Linked DNA regions of Homo sapiens: regions 1 and 3 are each linked to region 2. A link is an interaction called in ENCODE POLR2A ChIA-PET data of the cell type or tissue named here. Cell type or tissue: GM12878. All regions are shown on one strand.

The links. ChIA-PET counts read pairs that join two places held together with the same protein. Peaks named below come from ENCODE experiments on the same cell type or tissue, not always from the same donor. Only the 100,000 strongest peaks of a DNase experiment are listed, where the experiment ranks them.
Region 1: POLR2A ChIA-PET joins it to region 2 with 6 read pairs; 3 of 35 experiments call an interaction of 5 or more read pairs at or near these places.
Region 3: POLR2A ChIA-PET joins it to region 2 with 6 read pairs; 3 of 35 experiments call an interaction of 5 or more read pairs at or near these places.

What each region holds. Positions count from the first base shown.
Region 1 is chr5:134,051,075-134,059,074 of GRCh38, forward strand. It overlaps a transcript of VDAC1 not described here. Among named protein-coding and RNA genes, the nearest start is that of VDAC1, 50 kb to the left of the region's middle. RefSeq lists enhancers at 740-1,315, 7,407-8,000. In GM12878, no CTCF peak of the experiment used is centred here; no DNase peak of the experiment used is centred here.
Region 2 is chr5:134,538,049-134,546,048 of GRCh38, forward strand. JADE2 (jade family PHD finger 2) reads left to right here. Exons shown (of 12, transcript NM_001388185.1): 3 at 1-35. Among named protein-coding and RNA genes, the nearest start is that of JADE2, 16 kb to the left of the region's middle. RefSeq lists enhancers at 1-68, 762-1,693, 1,694-2,624, 2,625-3,556, 2,735-2,974 and 6 more. In GM12878, no CTCF peak of the experiment used is centred here; DNase peaks (open chromatin) are centred at 2,880 and 3,509; H3K4me3 peaks cover 3,549 bases; H3K27ac peaks cover 5,821 bases.
Region 3 is chr5:134,863,534-134,871,533 of GRCh38, forward strand. No RefSeq gene overlaps it. Among named protein-coding and RNA genes, the nearest start is that of TXNDC15, 6.8 kb to the right of the region's middle. In GM12878, no CTCF peak of the experiment used is centred here; no DNase peak of the experiment used is centred here.

The DNA.
Region 1 (8,000 bases), 490 kb before region 2:
CCACCCCATGCCCTCCAGCTAGAGGAGGACAGAGCACCTTCTTCCAGTTTCCTTGAAGGCACCCTGTGGGCCAACAGCTGTCTGGACTGTACAGACAGTGAGATGGAGAAGGAGCACTGCCCAGGAGCCAGGGGGGCCAGGCCCTAACTCCAACTCTCCCACAGCCCTCCAGATTGCAATGGTCCCAACCCAGCTCTGATGCTGAGCCCGCTCTCAGAGTCCACAGCAGCTCTGGCAGCACCCACAGTGGGCTAGGCCTGGGCTACAGTGAAGAAGGCGCCTTGGGATGCTTCTGCAGGTTAGGGCAACCAGACTAACCAACGTTCTTCAAACAAAAGACTGCTACAGAGTCACTTGCATTTTGGTTTGGGGCCAGAGCTTCTTCCACTGCCTTTTCCTTTCAGGCAGTGCCCTTCTGTGAGCTTGATCATTTGTGAGAACCTTGTTGAGTGAGTCAGCCAGTCCCCTTGCTCAATACCTGGATGTGACACCATCTGTTCCATATCTCTCTTCTTACAGATATTAAATGATGTTAATCATCAATACCAATCAACAGGGTTAAGGACACACTACCCCTAGTGCCTGGGCAGTTTGTTTTTTTTTTTTTTGGCTTTGTTTTTGTTTTTGTTTTTTTGTTTTTTTGAGATGGAGTCTTGCTCTGTTGCTTCAGCTGGAGTGCAATAGCACGATCTCGGCTCACTGCAACCTCCACCTCCCAGGTTCAAGTGATTCTCCCACCTCAGCCTCCCGAGTATCTGGGATTACAGGCACCTGTCATCATGCCCAGCTAATTTTTGTATCTTTGTAGAGACGGGGTTTCACCATGTTGGCCAGGCTGGTCTTGAACTCCTGAGCTCAGGTGATCCGCCCACCTCAGCCTCCCAAAGTGCTGGGATTACAGGGGTGAGCCACTGCATAAGGCCGAATATTTTAAGCTGAAGGAATCTGAGCAACAGCGGGTACAAGCAAGAAGGACTCTCTGACCTTCCCCTGAAGCAGGTCATAACCCCTCATTTGAAAGGCGCCCTCCCTCCACCAGCGGGAAAGGAAGATGCATCTTCTTACCTCTGAAGACAAAGAGAAATCTGAAGGGTCAAGCTTTCCTGGTTTTGCCCAGTTTGCTACTCTGATTGACCTCATTCTCTTTTGTCCTGTCACCTTTTCCCACAACTCTCCACTCTTCATTAAACCTGGTACAAAACGCAGGTTTAACTGTCTTCAGGTCTTCATTTCTCTATGAAGCCTCTTGTGTTATGTAAAACTTTTTTTTTTGAGACAAGGTCTCACTCTGTCACCCAGGCTGGAATGCAGTAGCTTGATCTTGGCTCACTGCAGCCTCGACCTTGCAGGTTCAAGCAATCCTCCCATGCTACCACGCCTGGCTAATTTTTGTATTTTTTTGTAGAGGCAAAGGTCTCTCCATGTTGTCCAGGCTGGTCTCGAACTCCTGGGCTCAAGTGATCCTCCCAAAGTGCTGGGATCACAGGCATGAGTCACCGTGCTCAACCAAAACTTATATTAAATAAGTTTGCATGCTTTTCTCTTGTTAAGCTGTCTTTTGTTATGGGTCCCTGCTGAGAACCTAGAAGGTTAAAAGGAAAGATGCTTCTCCCTCCCCTATTCAGTCCACTTCCTGAGCACTGCCATGGGCCAGGCGCTGTGCTAGGTGCTCTACACACATGCTCATTTAGCCCCGACACCATGCTGTGGGGAGCTACTGTTGCTCCCCCAACTTTGCAAAGTTAAGAAGCAGAAGCCCTGGCCGGGTGCGGTGGCTCATGCCTGTAATCCCAGCACTTTGGGAGGCCGAGGTGGGCCATCACCTGAGGTCAGGAGTTCTAGACCAGCCTGACCAATATGGTGAAACCCTGTCTCTACTAAAAATACAAAATCAGCTGGGCGTGGTGGTGCACGCCTGTAATCCCAGCTACCCGGGAGGCTGAGGCAGGAGAATCCCTTGAACCCAGGAGGTGGAGGTTGCGGTGAGCTGAGATAGCGCCATTGCACTCCAGCCTGGGCAACAAGAGTGAAACTCCGTCTCAAAAAAAAAGAAGAAAGAAATAAAAGAAACAGAAGCCCCAAATACCACAGTGCATAACTGAGCAGGGTTTGAATTCAGATCAGACTGACTCCAAATCCAGGCCCTGCTAACACCACTTTCTTTTTAAATGAGGAAAATGAAGCATGGAGTGGCCATGCCACTCGCCTGGTCACCCAGCAAGTCAGCAAAAAGATGGCTTTCAGTTCCTTCTGAAAAGCCCTCCATTCTACAAACAACCCCCTTCCAACCCGCACCCACCATGCCTGGGGATACTCTGCATTTTGTCAGTTTGCTGTGGGTCAATGGACCCATTGCCCAACCCTCCATCATTGTCTAGGGCTCCTGTGAGCCGTGCCAGGGGCAGGCGCCAGGAAGGAGGATCCTGCAGGAGGAAGCACTGAGCGCAGCCTGCATGGAGTCAGACCCGGAGGACCTCACCCCAGGGCAGCTGCTCTGGGAGGAAGCCTGGGGGGAAACAGAACAGGTTATGGACACCCCATCCTGTCCCCCTCAGCCCCATTCCGGGCCATTCCACATTGCATGGGTGGGACTTTCTCTCCAGCCTCCACTTTGCTGGGCAACTTAGTTAGCATCTCTGTGCTACCCAGTCAGGGCAGCCCACCCATACGGCAGTCAACCAGCGCCTGCCTTCACCTAGGGAAGATGCCTTTTTCCCTAAACCACAAGTCAACAAGTCAGAAACAGGGCTTCTTTCCATTCTCTATCTTTATGGTGGATTCCTCCCAGAGCTGGCATTTACTCCTACTCATTAAAAATGCAAAGAACCAAGTACAGCAACAGAGAAGTCTTACGTTATGACTTCCTGTGGGTTACAGGCCAGAGGAGGGAACAATCAGCTCCTTTGTTGTGCAAGCTGCTGTTTGTCACTGACAATGGCATTCTTAAGGAATTATGATATTAAGGATTTAATAACCATTTGGTATAAGCAGTAAAACATTTCAATTATGGCGTTTCTGGAAAGTACTGTCCTCATCTGTTGCAGGAATTTACAAGGTGTCTTTTAATTAAGTCGGTTCTAAATGAGACACCTTCTCAGTGTGGTAATTTTTTGAATGAAACTGCCCTGAAGTACTAATTAGTTTGTTTTTAATGCTTGATTTACTCTGCCAGCATGGTGGCTAGGGCGGGGCTGCCCTGCTGGAACTGGATGAATCTCCAGCAGGCAGGAACAAGGTGCAGCGGCTCAGGGCTCTCCTGGCTGGAGAAATGGAGGTAGTTCATTTCACCCTGGCAAGCTTCTAGACTCTCCCTGTTGAGAACTGACCATAGTCTGTCTTTCTTTTCTTTTCTCTTTTATTTTCCTTTCTTTCTTCCTTCCTTCCTTTTTTTTTTTTTTTTTCTTTTGATGGAGTCTCGCTCTGTTGCCCAGGCTGGAGTGCAGTGGTGCCATCTTATGTCACTGCAACCTCTGCCTCCCAGGTTCAAGCAATTCTCCCCCTCAGCCTCCGGAGTAGCTGTAATTACAGGCGCCCATCGTCATGCCTAGCTAATTTTTTTGTATTTTTGTACAGACAGGATTTCACCATGTTGGCCAAGCTGGTCTTGAACTCCTGACCTCAGGTGATCCGCCCACCTTGGCCTCCCAATGTGCTGAGATTACAGGTGTGAGCCACCTCGCCCAACTGGACCACAGTCTTTCAGCCAAACTGGGAAGTGCCTCAGTTACTGGCCCTCCTCCTGATTAACCTGACGAACCACTTACCACAGGAAGCGGCGACTGAGCTGCCTGGGAATGTGGTTACTGCCCCATTGCTAGAGGTGGCGAGCAGAGGGCATTTGGGCATCAGGTAGGCAAGTGGGCTAGGTGACCTCAGAGGTCCGTCCCCACCCAGTGTAACTCTGGTCGTTCCTTTATTGTTCAGTCATATGTCGATCACCAGACATTGATTGAGTCCCCTCTCTGTGCACATAAACGGAAAGCAAAGAAGGCAGGATGGCTGCCCTGGTGGTGCCCACAGCTCAGCTGCATGGGGTGGGGATGCTGGATAGACAGAGTGGGAAGCAGCCACAAAGGAGACAGGCTGGCAGCTCTGGGAGATGGGGCAGGTGGCCCCCAGGAAGCCACAGGGGTGGGGTGTAGGGTGGATATGGGATGTCTGTTTCTTAGGAATGGCAGTTGGACCCCGCTGTGGTGGCTATGGGGTGATTTGATCTGAGGAAGGGGGGCATGGGAAGAGTTTTCAGCCTTGGAGGAGATTTCCCCGTGTCTCAGGCGTGCACAAATACATGTACATGCATTCTGGTCCTCGTGACATGTGAGGACAAGTGCTTATTTTGTTTGTTTGTTTGTTTGTTTGTTTTGAGATGGAGTCTCGCTCTGTCACCCAGGCTGGAGTGCAGTGGCGCGATCTCGGCTCACTGCAAGCTCCGCCACCCGGGTTCTTGTCATTCTCCTGCCTCAGTCTCCCAAGTAGCTGGGACCATAGGCGCCCGCCACCACGCCCCGCTAATGTTTTTTTTTTTTTTTTTTTTTTTTTTTTTTTAGTAGAGACAGGGTTTCACCGTGGTCTTGATCTCCTGACCTCAGGTGATCCGCCCGCCATGGCTTCCCAAAGTGCTGGGATTACAGGCGTGAGCCACCGCGCCCGGCTGCTTATTTTGTTTTTAATTGTCTTTTTTTCTTTAAAAGTAAATACATGCCTGTAAACTATATAGATTAAAAAGTGAAAGTCTCCCATTATCTCAATTGTTATCAGCCCCTTCCAGAGACAAGCACCATTAACATCCTTCCAGACCTTTCCTATGGGCGTGCAAGCACACATGCATTCACACACAGAGAGAACTTGCTTACCTAAATAGATCATATTAAATCCAGAGATTGGCCAGGCGCGGTGGCTCACGCCTGTAATCCCAGCACTTTGGGAGGCTGAGGCAGGTGAATCACCTGAGGTCAAGAGTTTGAGACCAGCCTGGCCAATATGGTGAAACCCCATCTCTACTAAAAAGATACAAAAAGTAGCTGGACGTGGTGGCATGCACCTGTAATCCCAGCTACTCGGGAGGCTGAGGCAGGTGAATTGCTTGAACCGGGGAGGCAGAGGTTGCAGTGAGCCGATATAGCACCATTGCACTCCAGCCTAGGCGACAACAGTGAAACTCCGTCTCAAAAAAAAAAAAAAAAAAAAAAAGATCTAGGGGTCTGTGATTTATTTTTACCTTACAAGATATGATTTTTGCATAAATCAGTACATAAAGATGTGCAGCTATGTGTAGCCTAGTGTGTACATCACTGTATTGATGAACATTAAGGCTGTTGCCTTTTTTACTTTTTTACAATTGCCAACAAAGCTGCACTGAATTTTTTTTTTTTTTTTTTTTTTTGAGACAGGGTTTATCTCTGTTGCCCAGGTTGGAGTACAGTGGTGCGATCATGGCTCACTGCAGCCTTCACCTCCTGGGCTCAAGTGATCCTCTAGCCTCGGCCTCCCGAAGTGCTGGGATTACAGGCATGAGCCACTGCACCAGCCCCAGTGAACATTCTTGAACATAACTTTTTGTGTTTTGTGTTATTCTTGGGATTGCAAAATGTTTTTGTATTATTGTGTAAGTTTTTCTTTTTCTTTTTTGAGACGGAGTTTCGCTCTTTTTGCCCAGGCTGGAGTGCAATGGCACGATCTTGGCTCACCGCAACCTCCGCCTCCCAGGTTCAAGCAATTCTCCTGCCTTAGCCTCCCGAGTAGCTGAGATTACAGGCATGCACCACCACGCCCGGCTAATTTTGTATTTTTAGTAGAGATGGGTTTCTCCATGTTGAGGCTGGTCTCGAACTCCTGAACTCAGGTGATCCGCTCCCCCCTCTCCACCAGCCTCCCAAAGTTCTGGGATTACAGGCGTGAGCCACCACGCCCGGCCCAAGATTTTCTATATGAAGTGTTCTCAGAAGTTTACTGCTGAGTCTAAAGTATATGTGTCTTTTGGCTGGGCACAGTGGCTCACACCTATAATTCCAGCACTTTAGGAGGCCGACGCAGGTGGATCACCTGACATCAGGAGTTCGAGACCAGCCTGACCAACATGGTAAAACCCTGTCTCTACTAAAAATATAAAATTAGCCAAGTGAAGGCTGGGCACGGTGGCTCATGCCTGTAATCCCAGCACTCTGAGAGGCCAAGATGGGCATACCACTTGAGGTCAGGAGTTGGAGACCAGCCTGGCCAATATGGTGAAACCCCATCTCTACTAAAAATACAAAAATTAGCTGGCTGTGGTGGCACACGCCTCTAATCTCAGCTACTTGGGAGGCTGAGCCCGGAGAATTGCTAGAACCTGGGAGGCGGAGGTTGCAGTGAGCCAAGATCACACCACTGCACTCCAGCCTGGGCGACAGAGTGAGGCTCCGTCTCAAAAAAAAAAAATTTATATCTATATCTATATCTATATCTATATCTATATCTATATCTATATAAGCCAAGTGTGGTGGCTCATGCCTGTAATCTCAGCTACTTGGGAGGCTGAGGCACAACAATTGCTTGAACCTGGGAGGCGGAGGTTACAGTGAGCAGAGATTGCACTATTGCACTCCAGCCTGGGAAACAAGAGCGAAACTCCATCTGAAAAAAAAAAAAAAGGATATGTGTCTTTTGAATTTTAACAGGTACTGCCAAATGGCCCTTCAGAACAGTCTTGACCCCCTTGCCCCTGCCACATTGCAGTACCCATTTCCCTACATTCGCTTCAACACTGGATATTTTTAGTCCTTTAAATTTTTTGCCAGTCTGATGGGCAGACAAAAATAAAAGGTACTTCTCACTGTTTTTTGTTTTGTTTTGTTTTGTTTTAGACCAAGTTCTTGCTCTGTCACCCAGGCTGGAGTGCAGTGGCATGATCTTGGCTCAATGCAATCTCCACCTCCTGGGCTCAAGCAATCCTCCCACCTCAGCCTCCCAAGTAGCTGGAATTACAGGCACCCGCCACATGCCCAGCTAATTTTTGTATTTTTAGTAGAGATGGGGCTTCACCATGTTGACCAGGCTGGTCCAGACCTTAAATAATCTGCCTGCTTCAGCCACCCAAAGTGTTGAGATTACAAGTGTGAGCCACCACGCCCAGTTGCTTCTCACTATTTTGACTTCTGTCCTTGTTTTGTAAGCTGATGATGATAAAAAGGCTGAGTGAGTGGCCAGCGGACCCAGGTCAGCAGCCGGGCTGTCCCTGGCCAGCCAGGGACTCTGACTTTTGTTTTTTGTTTTTTTTTTGAGACGGAGTCTCACTCTGTCGCCCAGGCTGGAGTGAAGTGGTGCAATCTCGGCTCACTGGAAGCTCCGCCTCCTGAGTTCACGCCATTCTTCTGCCTCAGCCTCCCAAGTAGCTGGGACTACAGGCACCCGCCACCACACCCGGCTAATTTTTTTTGTATTTTTAGTAGAGAAGGGGTTTCACCGTGTTAACCAGGACGGTCTCAATCTCCTGACCTCATGATCCACCTGCCTTGGCCTCCCAAAGTGCTGGGATTACAGACGTGAGCCACCGCACCCGGCCCAAGGACTCTGACTCTTAAGGCCACCTGAGAGACCTTAGGCAGACCATGCATTGCACCAGCCTTGATCATGCAAACTGCATTCTAATCAGGGCCAGATAGGGAACAGAGCAAAGATGGAGCCTATCATTCCCAGGGACTGAGGGGACCTGAGCAAGCAGGGCCTTCCTGAGGCAGAGGGTGTCTGAACCTGACACAGCAACGTGACCGGCACTCCAAGGCCTCTCCACAAGCCTCTCTGCAGGGAACTGCAGCCCCAGCAGACAGTCCCTGGCCCCACCTTGCCCTCTCCCCAGGAGCTGAGCCCAACTCCACCCAGCCATCAAGGGTGGGCTTTACAATAACCGCCTCCTCATGCCCGCGTGCCAATGCAGAGGCTATGCACCCTGCATGCCAGCAGAACAGGCAAGCCAGAGTGATTCAGCACTGCCTAGATTGTGGCTTGCCAACCCATGGTCGGCA
Region 2 (8,000 bases):
GCTGGCCCCGACAGAACGAAAAGAAGCCCTCCGAGGTGGGTAGTGATGAGCTTCCCAGAGATCTGTGGGGAGTGAGAGTGAGCTGCCCTGCGGAGACTGGGGCAGAGCATTCCTGGCAGAGGGCACGGGCAGTGCAGAGGGAGGCCAGCGTGGCCGAGTGGAATGAAGGGGAGTAGGGGCCAGTTTCCCTCAGCCTTCCAGGTTGTTGTGAAGATGTTCCTATTGAACTGAGCAAGGGGAGAAGCCTTTCAAGGATCTCAGACAGGGTAATGACACAGCCTGATGTTTTAGTGAAAGTTCCCCCTGGCCGCTGTGAGAGAAGGGAGAGTTGCAGTCATCCAGCAGGGAAATAGTGGTGGCTTAGAGCTGGGTGGTAGCAGTGGAATGAGAAGCAGCAGGGTTTGTGACATTTTGGAGGCCGAGCCAAGAGTGATAAGGATTTGCTGGTGCAGGGATAAGGGGTGGAGTCCTCAGAGCCATCCAATTAGTCATAGGTTCCTTATACCCATTTCACAGGCATCTGCATTTGAAGCCTTCCTTACTTTGACCTGGGATGTTTCTTACAGCAGGTAGAGGTTTATGGCCTCTGGAACTGAGAAGCGCACTGGGGGTGGGTAGACTCCTGGACACCTGGACCCTCCTTCTGGGGTCCCTGAAAACTCCCACCCTAGGGCCTTATTGCTCCTTCTTGTAGGTCTTCAGTGCTAATGCCACAAGGTATTCATTGCACTGACCACAGAAGAAGCCTTTGGCACAGATGGGGCTGCAGAAGCTTGGAGAGATGGAGAGATGGAGGGTCTTAATCCTGGCTCTTTTTTTTTTTTTGGAGACTGAGGTTCTCTCTGTTCCCCAGGCTGGAGTGCAGTGGCATGATCTCGGCTCACTTCAACCTCTGCCTCCTGGGTTCAAATGCCTCTCCTGCCTCAGCTTCCCGAGTAGCTGGGATTACAGGTGCACACAGCACACCCAGCTAATTTTTGTATTTTTATTTTTATTTTATTTATTTATTTATTTATTTATTTATTTATTTTGAGATGGAGTCTTGCTTTGTTGCCCAGGCTGGAGTGCAGTGGCGTGATCTCGGCTCACTGCAAGCTCCGCCTCTTGGGTTCACGCCATTCTCCTGCCTCAGCCTCCCGAGTGGCTGGGACTACAGGCGCCCGCCACCACACCCGGCTAATTTTTTGTATTTTTTTAGTAGAGACGGGGTTTCACCGTGTTAGCCAGGATGGTCTCGACCTCCTGACCTTGTGATCCGCCCGCCTTGGCCTCCCAAAGTGCTGGGATTACAGGCATGAGCCACCGCGCCCGGCCTAATTTTTGTATTTTTAGTAGAGATGGGGTTTCACCATGTTGGCCAGGCTGGTCTTGAACTCCTGACCTCAGGTGATCCACCTGCCTCGGCCTCCCAAAGTGTTGGGATTACAGGCGTGAGCCACCGCGCCCGGCCAATCCTGGCTCTTAAGTAGGACACTGTACTACAGCCAAGAAGTAGCCAGGCACTGGGGCTGGACACTCCTTTTTAATCATTAAAACTAGCCCAGAATTTCTCAGTCCTGTTGAAAATAAGGAAAGTGAGGATCGCAAGGTCATTTAGCCAAGACCTTAAATCCTTGGGGCTCACAATGCCAAGGGCAGAAAGGCCCAGAGTTTGGTGGCGGGGCCCTCGTCATGGGTTGGAGAGGATGTCTTTGCTCCATGCTGGCCCCTCCTCTATGCTACCTCACCACAGATGCAGTCCTGGCTCCACTGTCTTTAGCCAGCCCTTGGAGGGGGGCTTCTGCAGAGGCTTGCATCTGAAAAAGGACTCCGCCTTGCCTCCTCCAGGAGCTGCCCTCCTCTAGGACTCTCCCCTGGGGAGGTGGGGCTGGGATTCTTTGAGACCTGATGCCCCATCCCCCAAGCCTGACTTCCATGGCCCCATGGTGGGTAGGGTATAGACAGTGTTTTCTCTGGGAATGCTGTTAAGAGAGGGGAATGCAGTGCTGGAGGTGAGGTGGAGGTGGGGGTGGGACAGTGTTGAAGCTCTCACTGCCCTCCTGGGGTAGCCCTGCTTGGTAGGGGGATGGGATGTGCTTAAGCGCAGCCAAGGAAGCAAAAGGCAGGTGGGGCCTTGGGGAGCCCTGCTGGCTCTTGGTTGTTTGGGACCTTCCCCACCCTCGGTCTTTTTTTTTTCCTTTTTACTTTTGAGACAAGGTCTCCCTCTGTCACTCAGGATGGAGTGCAGTGGTGCAATCATGGCTCACTGCAGCCTCAAACTTTCAGGCTCAAGTGATCCTCCCATCTCAGCTTCCCGAGTAGCTAGAACTACAGGTGCACACCACTATGCCTGGCTAATTTTTTTTTTTGTCTTTTTTTTTTTTTCAGTAGAGACAAGGTCTCACTGTGTTGCTCAGGCTTGTCTCAAACTCCTGAGCTCAGGCGATCCTCCCACCTTGGCCTCCCAAAGTGTCAGGATTACAGGCATGAGCTACTGCGCCTAGCCTCACCCCAGTCTTGAGAACTACAGGGACTCCCCAGTTGCTGTGGTTGAAGTAGTAAAACAGTAGCTACCTTTATGTGCCTTCCTGGTCCTGGAAGGCAAGAATTGTCGTGCCCATTTCAGACATGAAGAACCTGTCTTTCGAGAATCCCACCTATCTCCTGTTTGTTGTAGCTGTTCAAGTTGAAGTGGGATGGGGAGTTTTGGGGAGTTCCTAGGGTTGGCTTATCTCCTTGACTCCAGGGGGAACTTAAGCCAGTCTCCTGCCCTTGCTCTGCTTCCTCCAATCTCCAGTGGGAGGATGGGCCACCTCCCAGGCGCAAGGCTGCCATCTGCACCAAGGATCAGGCCTGCCTGGGAGGAAACAGGTGTCAGCGGAGGCTGAGAAGAAAGAGCAATTTGCATGGGGCAGAAAATTCCCCTGCCTCTTGGGTTTTCCAGCCCAGAGCCTTTGTACCTTTCCACACCTAAAAATAGTCAAACCCATTGTACAAGTATCGATGCCCAACCCTGCTGGGGACTAGCTCCACGTGGCCCTGGGTCCAAGCCCAGGAGCCTCCGCAGGCTCTGAGGTCTGCCTGGGAGACACCTCCCCACCTCAAGTCCTGGGCTCTAGAAGGGCCAATGAAGTCCTCCCCGCCCAGAACCCTTGAACTGTTGCCCAGCACAAGCTTTTCCTCCCACAGTAGGCTGGAGAGCAGCCTGAGAGGTTTTCCTAGTCCTCTAAGTGACAAGGTTGAGCCGTGGCCGGCATAAATTCCAACTTATCTTGGGGCAGAGAGGAAACCATCAATGAACGCTTCCAAGTTATTTGGCTCATGAGAGGGCAGAGATGAAAGCGAGGATTTGGCGGCAGAGAATGTTTGCACTAAATCTCACGGACTGCTCTCTTCTCTTTCTGTGAATGGCTTGGGCGGGGCCTTTATGGTCTGCTGAGCCTGGGCCTTGGATACCCTGGTGAAAGGGGTTCTGGGAGCCCCATCTACTCAATCCCCTGGAGTATGAAGCCTATGGGGTGGCTGTCAGGCTGGTCATGTGGTTTGCTTAGTGTGGCAGGAGTCCCCAGTGGGAACACTTACGGAGTGATGTGTGTGCTGTGGAAAGCCCCTCCTTGGTGGCTGCAGAGCCATGGAACTCGTGGTTCACTTGTCTCCTCATCTCTAAATGTGGGCAATGATGGGGTGGGGGACACAGTGAATCCAACAGCTATGAAAGGGCTGGGGTTGGGTTTGGGTGGGATAGGCAGGGATGCCCTTTGATGACCTCTCAGGGGCTGCCCTTTCCCAGTGCACCCTAAGGGCGCAAGCCAAGGGGCACTCTACAGCAAGTGAGGTGCCTCAGGGCTGAAGAAAGCACTTGACCAGGAGTCAGGACCCTGGACAGGGCTAAGGCCTGGAGGCCCAGCTTCCCATCTGGCCCTTGCCCAATGGCTGGCCCTTCCCTCAGCCAGAGTGAAGGGGGAGTGAGTGCGGGCCTCCGAGCTGAGAGCTGAAGGCATGGGCCCTGGGATTCTTGGGAGGCTGGGCTAGGATTTTTGGTGGAAGTGCGCAAAGCCTGAAGTCTGCCCTGGGAGCTCCTTAAGGCAGTAGAAGGAAAAGGTGGAGCTGCCCCTGAGAACTCAGCCTGCTGTCTTCTGCTGCCTATGGCATCCCAACAGAGCTATCTATCTTTTGGCCCTGAAGTCCTGAGCCTGGCCTAGGGAGCTAGTATAATAATTTACACAATGAGTTTCTGGCCTTGCCTGGCTCACTAAATGGTGTAGCCATTGTTAGTGCTTAACCCTTTGTGGAACACATCTCTGAGAATCTAATGGAATTTACAGAGCAGAGATTATTGTTTTAATACCACCCCACCCCAGGTATTCTGACTTACATGGTCTGGAGTAGCACCCTAGGTACCTATACCTTTTTTTTTTTTTTTTTTTTTTTGAGATGGAGTTTTGCTTTTGTTGCCCAGGCTGTAGTGCAATGGTACGATCTCAGCTCACTGCAACCTCTGCCTCCTGGGTTCAAGTGATTCTCCTGCCTCAGCCTCTAGAGTAGCTGGGATTACAGGCATGTGCCACCACGTCCAGCTAATTTTTGTATTTTTAGTAGAGACAGGGTTTCTCCACGTTGGTCAGGGTGGTCTCGAACTCCCAACCTCAGGTGATCCGCCTGCCTCGGCCCCCCAGAGTGCTGGGATTACAAGCGTGAGCCACCATGCCTGGCCTTTTTTTTTGAGATGGAGTCTCACTTGGTTCCCCAGGCTGGAGTGCAGTGGTGTGATCTCAGCTCATTGCAACCTCCACCTCCTGGGTTGAAGAGATTCTCTTGCCTCAGCCTCCCGAATAGCTGGGACTACCGGCACTTGCCACCATGCCGGGCTAATTTTTGTATTTTTAGTAGAGACGGGGTTTAGCCATGTTGGCCAGGCTGGTCTCAAACTCCTGACCTCAAGTGATCTGCCTGCCTCAGGAAGTGCTGGGATTACAGGCATGAGCCACCGCACCTGGCCAGTACCTGTACTCTTTTTTTTTTTTTGAGACGGAGTCTCACCCTGTCGCCCAGGTTGGAGTGGAGTGGTGTGATCTCGGCTCACTGCAACCTCCATCTCCTGGGTTTAGGCAATTCCCCTGCCTCAGCCTCCCAAGTAGCTAGGATTACAGGTGCACGCCACCATGCCTGGCTGATTTTTGTATTTTTAGTAGAGACAGGGTTTCACCATGTTGGTCAGGCTTGTCTTGACCTGCCCTCGTGATCCGCCCACCTCGGCCTCCCAAAGTGCTGGGATTACAGGCGTGAGCCACTGTGCCCCCTAGTACCTGTACTTTTTTAACAAGACCTGCTATTGGGATCCAGGGTTAAGAACAACTGCCATAGGCCCGGTGCGGTGGCTCATGCCTGTAATCCCAGCACTTTGGGAGGCCAAGGCAGGCAGATCACTCTAGGTCAGGAGTTCAAGACCAGCCTGGCCAACATGGTGAAACCCTGTCTCTACTAAAAAAAATTTTAAAAATTAGCTGGTCATGGTGATGCACACCTGTAATCCCAGCTACTCAGGAGGTTGAGGCAGGAGGATCACTTGAGCCCAGGAGGCGGAGGTTGCAGTGAGCCGAGATTGCACCACTGCACTCCAGCCTGAGCTACAAAGCAAGACTCTGTCTCAAAAACAAAAAAAAGCAAAAAAAGCAAAAAGACAACTGCCATAGACTTTTCCCTTCCCTTTGCCTAAAACAGGAGTTCCTGGCTTGGTTGTTCCCTGGAAGCTTCTTTGAGTATTTTTGAGGGGGTGGGGAGTGGAAGCTGTGGCTAGGTTGAAGGAGAGGGAGGGAGGCTCTCCAGCCTGGTTCAAAGATCTAAGCAACGTCAGGGAGTGTGGGTGGGGGCAGTCCACCACTCCATGTCCTTCCCACAGGGGCTGGGGAATTAACAAATTTTTGCCCCACCCCGGACTTGCCGGAGGTGTGAAGGACAGTTCTGGGAGAGACCTGGAGGCCAGCCGCATGTTTTGGAGGGCTACTGTTTGAGGTAGTGTCCTCCTCTGGCCTGGGCAGAGACACAGGCGGAAGGGCAGGCCAAGCGGTGGGGGTTTCCCCAAGCAGGCTGTCTTGAGGTAGAAAGCTGCATTTTCAGGAAGTCAGAGTCCCCAGAAGTCAGCCAGTGGGCAGAGGCCTGGGTCTCTGGACCGGGAGCTGCTGATGCTGATCAAAATCAGCAAGTGCTTAAGAGTACCTAGTGGGCCTAGCTCAGTGCTGGGGACAGAAAGCACAGGCCCTGTCCCTGGGGAGCTTGTCCTTTGTCAGCAGGATGCAGGTGCTACACAGGAAGGTGTCTGTTATGGGAGGTGCAGCCTGGCTTTGCCAAAACACCCAGGCTTTGCCCGAGGACATCTGTGACCCCAGGCGAGTGAGCCTCAGAGCCCTTATCATAGAGTTCTGCCCTGGGTCCTCCCAGGGAGTTGATGATCTGTAGATGTGACTCCTTCCCGAGACTCATGGAGCCCTGGGGGGTGAAGGGAACCCCAGAGGTGAGTGGGGCAGGAGGTGGGGAGTGTCGGGTAAAGCAGGCCACCCTGAGCTGGAAGCCTGGATGGTGGGAGTGGGGATTCAGCTGTCAGCTCCTCTATAGGCTGTGGTGACAAATTAGTACATCCCTAGTTGCATGTACCACTGAGGCCCTTCACCAATGTGTAGCACTTAGTCCCTGGGGAAGGGGCCTGAGAGAAGCCTCTGCTGCCAGCAAGAGGGTGTCCCCCAGACCCAGTGTCCTTGAAAGTCCCTCTATATGGAGTGCCACCCCCCACTCCCCCAAAAAACACAGCGAGTGGAGATGCAGCTTCTTAGCTCAACCCATGCTTTTAAAAATGGAATCCTCCTTCTACCCTGGGTGAAGGGTAAAGACAGGGGTGGCCAGATTGTGTTGGGGCTCCAAACCACAGGATAAATAAGATGCCTTCTGAGGAGCAGAGGTGTTATCCAGATGTTTGAAATGCCATTTTATAGTAGAACAATGAAGGCGTATGGTACAGTAAAATGCAAAATGCCCATAATTTGATAGATAAAACAGGAGAATCCAAAAAAAGGTTTTGTGCTTGCCCTTGTGGTTTTGAGCCAAGTTTCCAGCCCACCAGCAGTTCCTTTGCTACCCTGTGAGGCAGGCGGGTTGGGGCGAGCCCTTCCGCTAGGCTAAGTGCCTGCTTTCTGAGACTCACACTGCCTTTCTCTGGGGTGGGGGGCAGGATCCACTTCTATAGTTGGAAACGTTGCTGCTCCGCCAGCTGGAAGGGCCTCCTGGCCTCTGGGACTTGTCTTGCAAAAGAAATGTGTGTAATAAATTCTCTTTAAGAGCAGGAAGTGCTGTTATCCTCATGAAAATAAAAGAAAGAGACGTTGAGTGGGGTTTTTTTTTTTTTAAGTGTCTTACGAACTTAGCCTAGTGGTAGCTTGCAACACAACTGGGCAGGGGGTAGCTATTCTCATAGCCCTTCTTTCGTGTTTTATACTGAATTTTAACTGCATAAGTTTGCTCTTGGCTGGGAAACTCTTTATCAGGTTCCGGCCCAGAAAAGATTTTTTAAAAGAAGAGCCCTCTGTGTCTTGCAAGCAGTATTGCTGTGGTTAAAGGACAGTGGGGACCTCACACAAGTGGTTTCACCTTTCTGAATCTCAGTCTCCACATCTGTAAAATGGGGGTAATATGAATTAGGAGCCACGATATATGTAAAACTTTAACATAATACCTGACATGCCTTAACAGGGCAATTACCTTTCTCTGTTAGCTGTCATTTCTAATGAGATGAGGTGCTCAGAAAACAATTGTGATGAGGTTGGCTCTTTAAGTACAGACCTTCAAACTTTCCTTGAGGGGTGAGGAAGAAGGCACCACTTCCAGCTCTACGTTGGGACTTTTGGTGTAGACAGATGTCCAGGAGAGATTGTCCTGGCCAAAGCCATTTTAATTGGCTTTGGGACAGTGACCAAGACCAGTTTCTCAGTTTCACCTGGAAGAATCCTGCCAGCCTCCTGCCTCTTCTCTCC
Region 3 (8,000 bases), 330 kb after region 2:
TTTTTCATGTTATGGGAAATTTTAATCTTTATTAGATTAACATTGTGTTTCTGAATATCTTAAGTCTTCCATTTCACCTGCCTATTTATATCCTGTGTAGCAGTTAGTCCTTACAGTAATTATAGTTGTAACAAAGAGACCCCAAAATTGCTGGATGTGGTGGTGCATGCCTGTAGTCCTAGCTACTTGGGAAGCTGAGGTGGGAGGACTCCTTGAGTCCAGGAGTTTGAGGCTTCAATGAGCTGGGATCATACCACTGCACTCCAGCCTGGACAACAGAGCAAGACCCCTTCCTTTTTTTTTTTTTTTTTTTTTTTTTTTTCTGAGACAGAGTCTCACTCTGTCACCCAGGCTGGAGTGCAGTGGCGCAATCTCGGCTCACTGCAACCTCCGCCTCCCGGGTTCAAGTGATTCTCCTGCCTCAGCCTCCCGAGTACCTGGGACTACAGGCACCTGCCACCACACCCAGCTAATTTTTGTATTTTTAGTAGAGATGGGGTTTTGCTATGTTAGCCAGGCTGGTCTCAAACTCCTGACCTCAAGTGATCCACCTGCTTCAGCCTCCCTAAGTGCTGAGATTACAGGCGTGAGCCACCGCGCCCAGCTGACCCCTTCTCTTAATTAAAAAAATGCTGTGGCTCTGATAAAATTAGCATATTTCTCATATAACTGTCCTATGCTTTCCATGCAGAATTTCAAGGACCTAAGCTCACAGTGATGTTGCCAATTTCAAAACATGGCTTCTGGCCGGGCGCTTCAGCCTGGGCAACAGAACGAGACTCTGTCTCAAAAAAACAAACAAACAAACAAACAAACAAAAACATGGCTTCTAAGATTAGTTGCCTTCATTTTACCCAGTCTGATGAGAGGAGTTATGGAAGTCCAAGCCCTATTAGGCAAATAAGGTGAAGCTACGTATAGCTGCAAGAGGTGTTGGGAAGCATAGTCCCTATTTGAACAACCAGGTCCAGTTATTAATGTGGAGGGAGAGAATGGATTTTAATGGCAATCTCTACCACATATCTGTAGGTAAAGGTTTGTAGGTGGAGACTGGGGTGGAATGAAGAAGCACACATACCTACAGATTACATGAAACCAAATTGAGGTTTTTGAAACTAAATTGTTACTAGTTACCTTTAAAAAATTGTTAATTCACCAAAGATTTGAATATCGTATTTGAGCCAAGCACTATTCTGGGTACACTAGATTACTTCCTGGTTTATAGTCTAGTGAAAGGTCTGGACAAGTGAAGAGTTTATACAATATGAAAGGCCAGGTGCTTGTGGCTCACACCTGTAATTCCATCACTTTGGGAGGCCAAGGCAGGCAGACTGCTTGATCCCAAGAGTTCGAGACCAGCCTGGGTGACATGGCAAAACCCTATCTCAACAAAAATCAGCCAGGCCTGGTGGCTTGTGCCTGTAGTCTCAGCTACTCAAGAGGCTGAGATGGGAGGATTCCCTGACCCTGGGAGGTTGAGGCTGCAGTGAGCCCAGCTGTGATTGCACCAGTGCACTCCAGCCGGGGTAACAGAATAAGATTCTGTCTCAAAAAACATATATATGATGACTACTACTATTTCTGGAGTAAATGGGGGTGGGTGAGAGTGGGGGTTCCAACAATAACCAAAAAGAAATAACATTTAAGCTAAGAGTAGAGATTGGTATGTGGAAAGAAGAGACTGTTAAAGAAAGGAAACACACGCAAAAGCCTGGAAAGCATGAATGACCTTTCAGCAAGTAAATGTGTATGGTAGGTGGTGGCAATGAACACGCGCTGGGAAGGGGAGATGAAACAGACTAGATCATAGAAGAGCCCTGAAAATCAGTCTAAAGAGTTTCTGATTTCTTCTGAGGACAAATGACGAGCCATTGGAAAAATTTAAATAAGGTCATGACTTGCTCTTATTTATAGCTTAGGTTGGCTCGGAGGAGCAGAGGTCAGAGTCAGGCACAGTAGTAAAGTCTCATTTGGATGAGCTACTCAGATTAGGTTTGGGAAAGTGAGGAAGAAAGAAGTGGACAAATTGTGAACTGAGATATATAGAAGTAATAAAACTTGGTGCCAGGAATAAACAAAAGAGGAGTCTAAGATGACGCCCAGTTTCTGACTTGAGTGGCAACATAGTATTAACTAGTCTATGGAGCAGTGTGTGTGCCTGCATGCATGTGCACAGAAGGTGAGGGGAGGTGGTTAGGAGTGTATCCAAGCCAAATATGACAGGTTAAGATGACCCCTGCCTATATAAAGACATGATATTTTTTCTAGTTTAGCCCAAAATCTACCCTTTATAGGTGAAAGTGGACATTATTTTTATATCTGATGGAGGGTATGGGGCAAAAAGGAACTACTCTTATACATAGAGATACTGATATATTTTAAGTAGAAACCCATTTTAATTAGTAATTTATTTATTTATTTATTTTTATTTTTTTTGAGTCGGAGTCTGGCTCTGTCGTCCAGGCTGGAGTGCAGTGGCGCCATCTCGGCTTGCTGTAAGCTCCGCCTCGCGGGTTCACGCCATTCTCTTGCCTCAGCCTCCCAAGTAGCTAGGACCACAGGCACTGGCCAACACGCCTGGCTAATTTTTTGTATTTTTAGTAGAGACGGGGTTTCACCGTGTTAGCCAGGATGGTCTCGATCTCCTGACCCTGTGATCCGCCGCCTCGGCCTCCCAAAGTGCTGGGATTACAGGCGTGAGCCACCGTGCCCGGCCTAATTAGTAATAATTTTCTATGTTTTCAGTTGACTTAACAATTCAACAAACCTTAATAGTTTCTGAGCATCTGCTCTACAATGTGGCAGCTCCCATATCAAACAAGACGTAAGTCAGTATCCTCAAGGAACTCGTATTACAAAACAAATGCCAGTCGGGCGCGGTGGCTCACGCCTGTAATCCCAGCATTATGGGAGGCCAAGGCGGGCGGATCACGAGGTCAGAAGATCGAGACCATCCTGGCTAACACGGTGAAACACCGTCTCTACTAAAAAATACAAAAAATTAGCCGGGCATGGTGGTGGGCGCCTGTAGTCCCAGCTACTCAGGGGGGCTGAGGCAGGAGAATGGCGTGAACCCAGGAGGCACAGCTTGCAGCGAGTGGAGATCGCACCACTGCACTCCAGCCTGGGTGACAGAGCGAGACTCCATCTCAAAAAAAAAAAAAAAAAAAGGAAGAAAGAGGAAACAAACGTCTTAAGATGTGTAAAACTTAAACCATGTAATGTCAATTTTTATTCACTCTGATATTTTAAACATGTTTTATCTCATAAATTAGCTAATGATTTTAGTGCATAGCAAGTGAAACTACAGTCCATCCGCCTATTCCTAAGCCTTAGGTGAATTTTTAGACGATTTCACCGAAAAAGCTGGTTATTGTGTTTATTCTCTTTAAGCTCAGAAGTATCAGATTAAAAAATCATTCATAAATAGGCCGGGCGCGGTGGCTCATGCCTGTAATCCCAGCACTTTGGGAGGCTGAGGCGGGCGGATCACAAGGTCAAGAGATTGAGACCATTCTGGCCAACATGGTGAAACCCCGTCTCTACTAAAAATACAAAAATTAGCTGGGCGTGGTGGTGCTTGCCTGTAGTCCCAGCTACTCAGGAGGCTGAGGCAGGAGAATTGCTTGAACCTGGGAGGCAGAGGTTGCAGTGAGCCGAGATCGTGCCACTGCACTCCAGCCTGGCGAAAGAGTGAGACTCTCTCTCAAAAAAAAAAAAAAAAGTCATTTATAAATGATGATGATGGTGGCTTTTATTTTCGTTTTTATTTTTTTGAGACTGGGTCTCACTTTGTCACCTAGGCTGGAGTGCTGTGGTGCGATCTCGGCTCACTGCAACCTCTACCTCCTGAGCTCAAGCAATCTATCCACCTCAACCTCCTGAGTAGCTGGGACTACAGGCACACAACACCACACCTGGCTATTTTTTGTATATTTTGGAGAGACAGGGGTTTCGCCTCATTGCCCAGGATGGTCTCGAACTCCTGGACTCAAGTGATCTGCCTGGGTCCCCCAAAGTACTGGGATTACAGGCATGAACCACCTTGACCAGCTGATAGTGGCTTTTAAATAATGTTGGGAGCTACTTAAATGGCTGGTGTGCTTCCTCTGTCACATAATAAAAACAAATAACTGTTGGGCGCAGTGGCTCACGCCTGTAATCCCAGCGCTTTGGGAAGCCGAGGTGGGAGGATCACTTGAGGTCAGGAATTCAACACCAGCCTGGCCAACATGGTGAAACCCCGTCTCTACTAAAAATACAAAAAAATTAGCCAGGCATTTTGGCATGTGTCTGTAATCCCAGCTACTCAAGAGGCTGAGGCAGGAGAATTGTTTAAACCCAGGAGGTGGAGGTTGCAGTGAGCCGAGATTGCGCCACTGCACTCCAGCCTGGGCAACAGAGCAAGACTCCATCTCAAAAATAAAAAATAAAAATAAAAACAACTGCAAAGTACTATTACATCCTCATTATGCCAGGTGCAGAATGAATGATGACTGAAGCAGATTATGATTTTTTCAGAGTAACTCACTGTAGGGCTGTCAGAAAAATGCCAAAAAGAGGGCTTTTTTTTTAAGTTGTGTTAAAAAAATTTGTTTTGGAAACTTCAAACATATACAAAAAGCAAAAATAGAGTATAATGACCTTCTATGTGTCCATCACCAAGCTTTAGCAATTAAAAAGTTAAGACCTTTCATGAGTATACCTGCTTTTGAAATAAAAGCCAGAAAAAAATTAAAAAAAAATTCAAAACCTATCTATTTGCATGTATAGCCCCACCCACTCCCTGTCCCCCTCAGTTATTTTGAAGCAAATTCTCCAAGTCATATTTTATCCTAAAATATTTTAGTACATATATCTAAAAATAAAGCCTTATTTTTTTTTTTTTTGAGTTGGAGTCTCACTCTGTTACCCAGGCTGGAGTGCAGTGGCATGATCTCAGCTCACTGCAACCTCTGTCTCCTGGGTCCAAGCAATTCTCCTGCCTCAGCCTCCCGAGTAGCTGGGATTACAGGTGCCAGTCACCACCCCTGGCTAATTTTTGTATTTTATTAGAGACAGGGTTTCACCATGTTGGCCAGGCTGGTCTCGAACTCCTGACCTCGTGATCTGCCTGCCTCAGCCTCCCAAAGTGTTGGGATTACAGGCGTGAGCCACTGCACCTGGCCTAAAGACTTTTTTCAAAGCATAAGCACAGTACCACTATTACAATTTAAAAAATCAACAATGTTTATAAGTATCAAGCATCTAGTGTTAAAATTGTCCTAACTGTTCCAGCATTTTAAAAATGTTTTTTAGTTGTTATTTATTTTTATTTTTATTTATTTATTTATTTTTTGAGAGGGAATCTCGCTCTGTTGCCCGGGCTGGCGTGCAGTGGCAGATCTCCACTTACTGCAACTTCCGCCTCCCGGGTTCAAGTGATTCTCCTGCCTCAGCCTCCCGAGTAGCTGGGACTACAGGGGTGAGCCACCACGCCCAGCTAATTTTTGTATTTTTAGTAGAGGCGGGGGTTTCACCATGTTCGCCAGGATGGTTTCGAACTCTTGACCTCATGATCCGCCCACCTCGGCCTCCCAAAGTGCTGGGATTACAGGTGTGAGCCACGGCGCCCGGCTATTTCTTTTTATTGAAGTATAATTTACATATCATAAATTTTACCCATTGTTAATTTTGTGTGTGTGTGTGTGTCTATCCAATTAATCTAGCACAATTTGGTGGAAAGACTATCCTTTCCATTTTTTTTTTTTTTTTTGAGACGGAGTCTGGCACTGTCACCTGGGCTGGTGTGCAGTGGTGCGATCTCGGCTTGCTGCAACCTCTGCTTCCCAGGTTCATGCCATTCTTCTGCCTCAGGCTCCCAAATAGCTAGGATTACAGGCGCCCGCCACCACACCCGGCTAATTTTTTGTATTTTTAGTAGAGATGGGGTTTCACTGTGTTAGCCAGGCTGGTCTCAAACTCCTGACCTCGTGATCTGCCTGCCTCGGCCTCCCAAAGTGATGGGATTACAGGTGTGAGCCACTGCACTGGCTATCCTTTCCATCTGGAATTGCTTTGTCATGTTTACTGAAGATCAGTTGACTGTAGATGTGTAGGTGTATATCTGGGCTAACTTGTCTAATTTGGTGATCTGTCTGCTAATACCTATGCCGATACCACAGTCTTGATTACTGTAGTTTAATTAAAGTTTTGAAATCAGGTAATGTAAGTCTTCCTACTTTTTCAAAATCATTTTGGTTGTTTCATATAGATTTTAGGATCAGTTTGTCAATTTCTACAAATCTCTAGGATTTTTTTAGGAGTTGTATCTATAGATCAATTTGGACAGAATTGCCATCATAACAATATTGTCTTTCAATCCAGAACATAGTATGTCTCTCCACTGATTTTCATCTGTCTTGATTTCTTTCAGCCGTGTTTTTTATGTTTTAGTGTATAAAACTTGAACTTCTTTTGTTGAATTGAGTCTTAGATATTTTATTATTTTTGATGCTACTGTGAATAGAAGTTTTTTTTGATTTTTGGTAGCATATATAAATATAGTCTGTTTTCTGCATAGTGACCTTCTATCTGGCAACCTTCCAAAACTCACTTATTATCTCTGGTAGTTTTTGTTGTTGTTTTTGTTAATTTTTAAATTATTAAAAAAATTTTTTGGCCGGGTGCAGTGACTCATGCCTGTAATCCTAGCAGTTTGGGAGGCCAAGGCGGGTGGATCACCTGAGGTCGGGAGTTTGAGACCAGCCTGACCAATATGGAGAAACCCTGTCTCTACTAAAAATACAAAATTAGGCAGGCGTGCTGGCGCATGCCTGTAGTCCCAGCTACTCGGGAGGCTGAGGCAGGAGAATAGCTTGCACCCGGGAGGCAGAGGTTGCGGTGAGCCGAGGTTGCGCCATTGCACTCTAGCCTGGGCAACAAGAGTGAAACTCTGTCTCGAGGAAAAAGAAAAGAGAAAAAAAAATTGCCAGTACATAGTAGGTGTATATATTTATGGAATAAATGAGTTTCTTTTTGTTTTTGTTTTTTGAGACAGAGTCTTGCTCTGTTGCCGAGGCTGGTGTGCAGTGGCAGGATCTCGGCTTATTGCAACTTCCACCCAACCGGGATTCTTTTTTTTTTTTTTAAGAATCGGAGTCTCACTCTGTTGCCCAGCCTAGAGTGCAGTGGCCTGATCTTGGCTCACTACAACCTCTGCCTCCCGGGTTTAAGCAATTCTCCTGCTTCAGCCTCCCGTGTAGCAGGGACTACAGGCACATGCCGCCATGCCTGGCTAATTTCTATTGTATTTTAGTAGAGACGGGGTTTCATCGTGTTGCCCAGGCTGGTCTCGTGAGCTCAGGCAATTCACCAGCCTCAGCATCCCAAAGTGCTAGGATTGCAGGACTGAGTCACCGCACCCGGCCACCCCCCGGGTTTTAAGTGATTCTCCTGCCTCATCCTTCTGGGTAGCAGGGATTACAAGCATGGGCCACCATGCCCGGCTAATTATTGTATTTTTTAGTAGAGATGGGGTTTCACCATGTTGGTCAGGCTGGTCTCGAACTCCTGGCCTCAAGTGATCTGCTCACCTTGGCCTCCTAAACTGCTGGGATTACAGGGTTGAGCCACCGCGCCTGGCCCAGAGATGTTTGGATACAGGCATGCAATGTGAAATAAGCATATCAGGGAGATTGGAGTATCCATCCGCTCGAGAATTTATCCTTGATTTACAAGTAATCCAATTACATTCTCTTTTTTTTTTTTTTTTTTGAGATGGAATTTCGCTCTTGTTGCCCAGGCTGGAGTGCAATGGCGTGATCTCGGCTCACCACAACCTCCGCCTTTCGGTTTCAAGCGATTCTCCTGCCTCAGCCTCCTGAGTAGCTGGGATTACAGGCATGCAGCCACTATGCCCAGCTAATTTTGTATTTTTAGTAGAGACGGGGTTTTTCCATGTTGGTCAGGCTGGTCTTGAATTCCTGACCTCAGGTGATCAGTACGCCTCGGCCTCCCAA